Linked DNA regions of Mus musculus: region 1 is linked to region 2. A link is a loop called in an ENCODE intact Hi-C map of the cell type or tissue named here. Cell type or tissue: heart. All regions are shown on one strand. Each heading gives the region's core, and the rest is flanking DNA. Links, peaks and the distances in the headings are about the cores only.

Evidence for each region. Peaks named below come from ENCODE experiments on the same cell type or tissue, not always from the same donor. Only the 100,000 strongest peaks of a DNase experiment are listed, where the experiment ranks them.
Region 1: a loop joins it to region 2, with 2.1 times the contacts of the local background. A loop is called at or near these places in 7 of 42 quality-filtered maps.

The regions. Positions count from the first base shown.
Region 1 is chr12:4,915,542-4,918,442 of GRCm38, reverse strand. It overlaps Atad2b (ATPase family, AAA domain containing 2B), which reads right to left and starts at 1,090. Exons shown (of 28, transcript NM_001362349.1): 1 at 522-1,090. The coding sequence starts at 734. In heart, for the core only: no CTCF peak of the experiment used is centred there; a DNase peak (open chromatin) is centred at 1,142; H3K4me3 peaks cover 1,531 bases; H3K27ac peaks cover 1,592 bases.
Region 2 is chr12:4,861,377-4,864,277 of GRCm38, reverse strand. Mfsd2b (major facilitator superfamily domain containing 2B) reads left to right here. Exons shown (of 14, transcript NM_001033488.2): 14 at 199-1,840. The coding sequence ends at 223. Among named protein-coding and RNA genes, the nearest start is that of Mfsd2b, 12 kb to the left of the region's middle. In heart, for the core only: CTCF peaks have their summits at 479 and 1,391 (motif pointing right); a DNase peak (open chromatin) is centred at 454; H3K27ac peaks cover 464 bases.

The DNA of each region.
Region 1 (2,901 bases), core at 185-2,684, 54 kb before region 2:
GAGGCGTTAAGCGTTGGTTTTGTTTTTAAAGTTGGTGTCAGTGCAGCTACAAACTTTTTTCAGCATCCCTGCCTGCCTGCCTGCCAACTGGAGCTCTGTTCACTTCCTTACCAACTTGAACCACCCCCAAACTAAGTAAACTCAGACAGCGGCAAGAGCTGACACACTTTCAAGAGGGGTTTGACACCGCAGAAAACTTTCACTTCTCTCTTCTCCCCTTCCAAGCCAGGCACTGCAGCCTTAAATTCTTGCTTCCTCTAGAATTCCCTTCTAAAGCCGGGCAAGGACACGGATGGCAGAGCATTCTAATGTCCCCGAAAGGAACCCCAAGAGCCATCTCCCGTGGACTCGAGTGCTGTTCTTTACACAAAAGAACCGGGCCGGCTCAGCTAAGGTGCTGGAGTCGCGGCCCTTCGGCGGCTGCCACCCTCCACCGCACCCGCAAGACGGTCTCCGGCCAGACAAAGCCCGGGCGGCCGGGCCAGCACTTTCAAGCCTCGGCCGTGGGCCGCCGCTCTTACCCGGGCCTCGTCCAGGGCGCCGCCGCTTCCCCCGGCCTTGGCCGCCGGGCAGCTGGCCGCGCGCGTCTTAGAGGAGCGGGTCCGAGAGGAGATGAAATGGCTGCTGCCGCCGGTCGCCCCCGGCTCCGCTCCGGCTCCGGCCCCGGGCCCAGGCCCGGGCCCAGGAGACTTGGACCCGAGAAGGCGCAGAGAGCTCTTCCGGGTGTTCACCATGGTCCAGCCAGGGGGACCGGGTCCACGCCGCGCCCGCCGCTCCCGGGAGAGGCGAGGAAGGCCGGCCCGCCGGCGGGCAGGGGCCAGCGGAGCCTCGCCGGGCCGGCTCGCGTTGCCTCTCCGGGACGCAGGCCCGACAGGCTAGAGCGGAGCAGAAGCCGGCGGCGGCGCGAGGAGGCAGGGAGCGGGAGGCGGAAGCGAGGCTGCAGGCCGGCCGCGCAGACCCTGCGCCCGCTCAGCGGTCCTCAGCGGGAGCCGAGCGGAGCCGCCATGTCTGCCCCTTTCTCTCTCGTTCTCTCTCTATCGAGCTCCGTGCGTCAGGTCTCTGGCGCCGCAGGGCCGACAAGGCCGCTTCTGGACGCGGCCGCTGCGGGGCGCTGCAAGGACGCGCAGCCCTTCCTTCTGCACAGGCCCCGCCTCGACGTGACGTCAGCATCGGCGGGAGGCCTGCGGGGAGGCGCTCTGGGCTGTGAACCCCACAGTGGCCAGCTTTTGCTGCCCTGTCTAGACTGGGGGATGGGCAGAGCCGGCCAGGGCGCAGGATGGGTTTCCGCGTGGAACGTAGTCCGGACCCTTCAACGCCTGGCCAAGACCGAGGACCCCAGATTCCAGACCCCTGCGGTGGCCTGGAGGACGCCAGGAACGGCCGACCAAGCGCGGAGTAGAAGGAATGGAGAGGACGGTGCGGTGCGGAGGGGTTCCAGTTGCCTAGGTACTTTGGGCAAGACCCCTAATGAACTTGGGCTGCACATTGCATGACTGTCCAAATGATAATGGCAATGAATGAAAGAAGTCCCTGCGGTAATCCACGCAAGTTAAACTAAGAAAAAACAACTCTAGGAACTCTGCATCCTTTTTTAAACTCACTATGGAGACCAGGCTAGCCTTGAACTCTGCATTCATCCCAAGCGCCAGGATTAAAGATTTGAACCACTGAACTCAAGTGTTGTTCCCTTTGACTTTAGCCAAGTCTACCGGAGGGATTTTGCAGCATCTTTTATCTCCATCCTACCGGTGTGCAGAATTAAGACAAAACACTTCCAAAGGAAAAAAAGTCAAAGTACTATGTAATTATTAAATTAATGTAATATGGAAAGGTCTGGAATTATAGAGGGAAGAATAAATGTTCATTTCAAAGCATCACAGTTTATCTAAGATAGAGAGCCTAGTCTTTATTTGGGCAGAAATTCCCCTGATTATTACACTAAAAAAGTGAAGAGTGAATAAAGACTAAATAGCTTCATAGTTATAACATTTAGCCATGTAAGACCCCAAACAAAAAATTAATAAGCTTTGTTCAGTCCTCACTATATAGAATGTACAGAGTAGTTGTGTGTATTTATATATATATATATATAAATAAGTAAATAAGTTCAAAGCCAACTTGGTCTACATAGTGAGTTTCAGGACAGGCAGAGCTACATAATGAGACCCTCTGATTCTCAAGAAAGCTCACCAACAAATGGACAAGAGATCAGTAAAGTACAACTGGTGGTAAGAAGCACGAGCCCCTACTTCAAGCAAGGACCTAAGGAACTCCTTTAGAGATACATTCTGAACTACAAAATGAGGGGAAATACATCAAAGAAAGAAAGAAAGAAAGAAAGAAAGAAAGAAAGAAAGAAAGAAAGAAAGAAAGGAAGGAAGAAAGGAAGGAAGAAAGAAAGAAAAGAAAAGAAGGAAGAAAGAAAGAAAGAAAGAAAGAAAGAAGGAAGGAGGGAAGAAAGAAAGAAAGAAAGAAAGAAAGAAAGAAAAGAAGGAAGAAAGAAGGAAGGAAGAAAGAAAGAAAGAAGGAAGAAAGAAAGAAAGAAAGAAAGAGGAAGCAGGCATGGAGAGCATAGGGCACAGCTGTCTGTACTAGAGAAAAAAAATAAGTCAATAAAATACTTTTTAAACTTTATTTAAAACTATATACAAATAAGACTTGGGGATATAGTGTAATGGCAAAACACATGACTATACCGTATAACCCTCTCCCACGCCTGTCAAAGTAGCACAATAAAAAGAAAAAAATTACACCCGTTCAAAAGATACTAAGTTTGCTTCCTTTTAGGAACTACCAAAAGCTAAACCCTAGAGGGAACTTAGGCAGAGTTTTAAACTTCACTTCTGTTTTCAGCATATTTGTCCTATCCAAGGGAAATCAGAACCTCTATTTTGAGAGATT
Region 2 (2,901 bases), core at 188-2,687:
CACTTTCACTCTAGCAATGCCCAGAGGAGGGGACTTGCCTGATGGGACTTGGAAAGGACTGGGCTGTGCCTTTAACAGAGCTGTGAGTGGAGAGTGTTGGCAGGACGGGGAGCAGTGGCTGAAACTTGTATGGCACTCTATGACAGGGCGGAGACCCTCATCTCACCGCTCTCTTCCTCCTTGGCTTTCTCCCCTCAGGAGGACTAGCTACAGCCTTGCCTGAACTTTAAGGAGACCTCTGTGAGCTGGAAAGGAGAAACCTGCATTTTCTGGAACTCTCTAGCCCACAGCTCCTTGCCTGTTGGACCTGGATCCTTTCAGGCTTGTACCCCAGACTGCTCCACCTTCAAGAAACCTGATTCTAAAAGCATCCTCCTGGAAGGTTTCCAGCATCAGGAAGCCCTGCCTACCCTGGCCCTGTACATTCCTTTTGCTAAATGGCAGAGTTCCAACACAGGAATTCAGACACAGGCCTGGCTTGCATTCACACTCCAGTGGCCACCCGGACACAGTGCAAATGGTCAGGCTGAGGAAACAGGACATGTTGGAAGCTAAGCAGGTATTTATCCAGCATTTTGCTCTGTTCACACCAGTTGAGGTTACTTCTATCCATAGACAGAGGATGACATGGAACCATCAGAGGCCAGCTACTTTTACAAACAAATTGTGAAATATTCTGAAATTCTATGGTATATATAAAACCATATACTAGGAATTACAGTTTTCTAGGGTCTCTGTCTTTGGGGAAGAAAGATTCACTGGGGTTTATATTTTTTTAAAAAAACAAGTTTAGCTGGGTATGGTGACGCACACATGCAGTCCCAGCATTGGGGAACAGAAGCAGGAAAATCATGAGTTAGAGGCCAGCCTCCACTACATATCAAGTTTGAGGCCAGCCTGAAGAACCTGAGACCCTGTCTTCAAAGCAAATAAAAACTAAAGCTTATTTCCTACCACGTGGGTAAAATGTGACCATGGGTGCCCTACCATCCCATGCTAGAGTCCCTGGATGGGAAGCCATTAAGCATAGTTCTGGCCCCAGCCACCGATCAGGCACCGTATTGTGTGGATGAAGTAGGAAAGATCAGGGCCACCCCCAGCCCAAAAGCAAACAGCTTGTCCCTTATTGCTCTCCTCACCTCTTGCCACTCCTATCGCCTCCTTCCCTGCCACCCTGGAAGCCCATTAAACTTGGTTTCAGCCTCCAAAATAAAGACAGCTCTGCTCCACAGGACAGACTCCAGCACACACAAGAGAGAAGGAAGTTTGTACCCTGTTTCCACTTTTGCCACAAGTAACTGCTTGATTTACTTGTTTTTTCTAAAGATTTATTTCCTTTATGTGTATATGTTTGTGCCTGAGTGTACATGCATGTAGATGCCGGCAGAGACCAGCAGAGGGCATCAGAGCCCCTGGAGCTATAGTTGTGAGGGGTTGTAGGCTGCCCAGTACCGGTGCTGGTTACCAAACCCAGGCCCTCTGCAAGAGCAGCAAATGCTGCGAACAGTGTTACTTTGTTGTAGTTTGAGACAAGGTCTCATGTAGCCGAGGTTGGCTTTAAACTGATCCTGCTGCCTTTAGCACTCAAGTACCAGGATTACAAGCATGGATCACATCTGGTAATCTTGCTTTAAAAAAATCTAAGTTTAGTTGTCTAGACAAGAGGTATGTTGCGGGCTGGAGAGATGGCTCAGTGAGTAAGAGCACTTCCGAAGGTCCTGAGTTCAAATCCCAGCAACCACATGGTGGCTCACACCACCCGTAATGAGATCTGATGCCCTCTTCTGGTGTGCCTGAAGACAGCTAGAGTGTACTTATGTATATTAATAAATAAATCTTTAAAAAAAAAAAGAGGTATGTTGCTTAAGCTGGCTCAACTCCTGGGCTCAAGCAAGCCTTCTCTGTCAGCTGACTGAATAGATGGTTGTTTCTGGTTTTAACAAATATCTTGTGTACACCTCAGGATGAATATGTCAGTCAAGTTAATAATGGCTGACAAGGCACCAGCCTATAATGGTTGACACTGAAAGCTGACTTGGAGGGGTTTAGACTTGCCTGGCATAGCTGAGGGGAGAAGACCTGCCCACTGGAGGTGACGCCCTTACACAGGCTGGGGGTTTAGGCTGAAGAGAACGGAGCGAGCAAGCAGAGCTCTGCTTCCTGGTTGCAGATGCACTGTGGCTGGCTGTTTTGCGCTCCTGTCGCCATGTTTTCCAAAGCGCGGGTCTCTGAGCTAGAATAAGCCCTTCTTTCCTTGTGTGACTTGTATCAGGGTTCTTTAAAACAACATGACAAGTGGCCAGTACACTGAGACTCCCCAATGCTACGTAGCTAATGCTGAGCACTGCACTTCAAAACTCCCTTGGCTTGGCTGGCTTACTACCATTGTGACCCCCCCCTCCCCAACCCCCTTTGCTCTGCTACTCTGGCGTTCCTTAATCTTCTCTGCCTTCCCAGAGCAGTGTGATCTCACACATCCCCGTCACCCCAGAGCTCTCTGCCGAGCTTCAGCTTCCCAGACCCAGTGCCTCTGAGCGGTTCTCAGGCAGGCTCACCATCACGCATCCAAATAGAACCCGTCACCTCCCCTGTGTTGACAAACACTAGACGCTGCTATAGCAGACCAAGAACAACGCAAAATACTTCCTCCTGAAAAAAGTAGCTGCCAAAATCCTACAGCAAAATATCATTTTTTCTATGTGTGAGACAGGACTTTACTGTATACTCTAAGTTGGCTTCAAATTCACCAATGTTGGCTTAGCCTATCAAATACTGGGATCACAGGCATGCACCCTGCTTGACAGTGTTTTGGAGGGGGGACAAGGGGAGGCAGGCAGGTAGGGACTGAACCATAAATAAGCTATGAACTATATTCCTAGCCCAACATTCTTCATAGGAAAA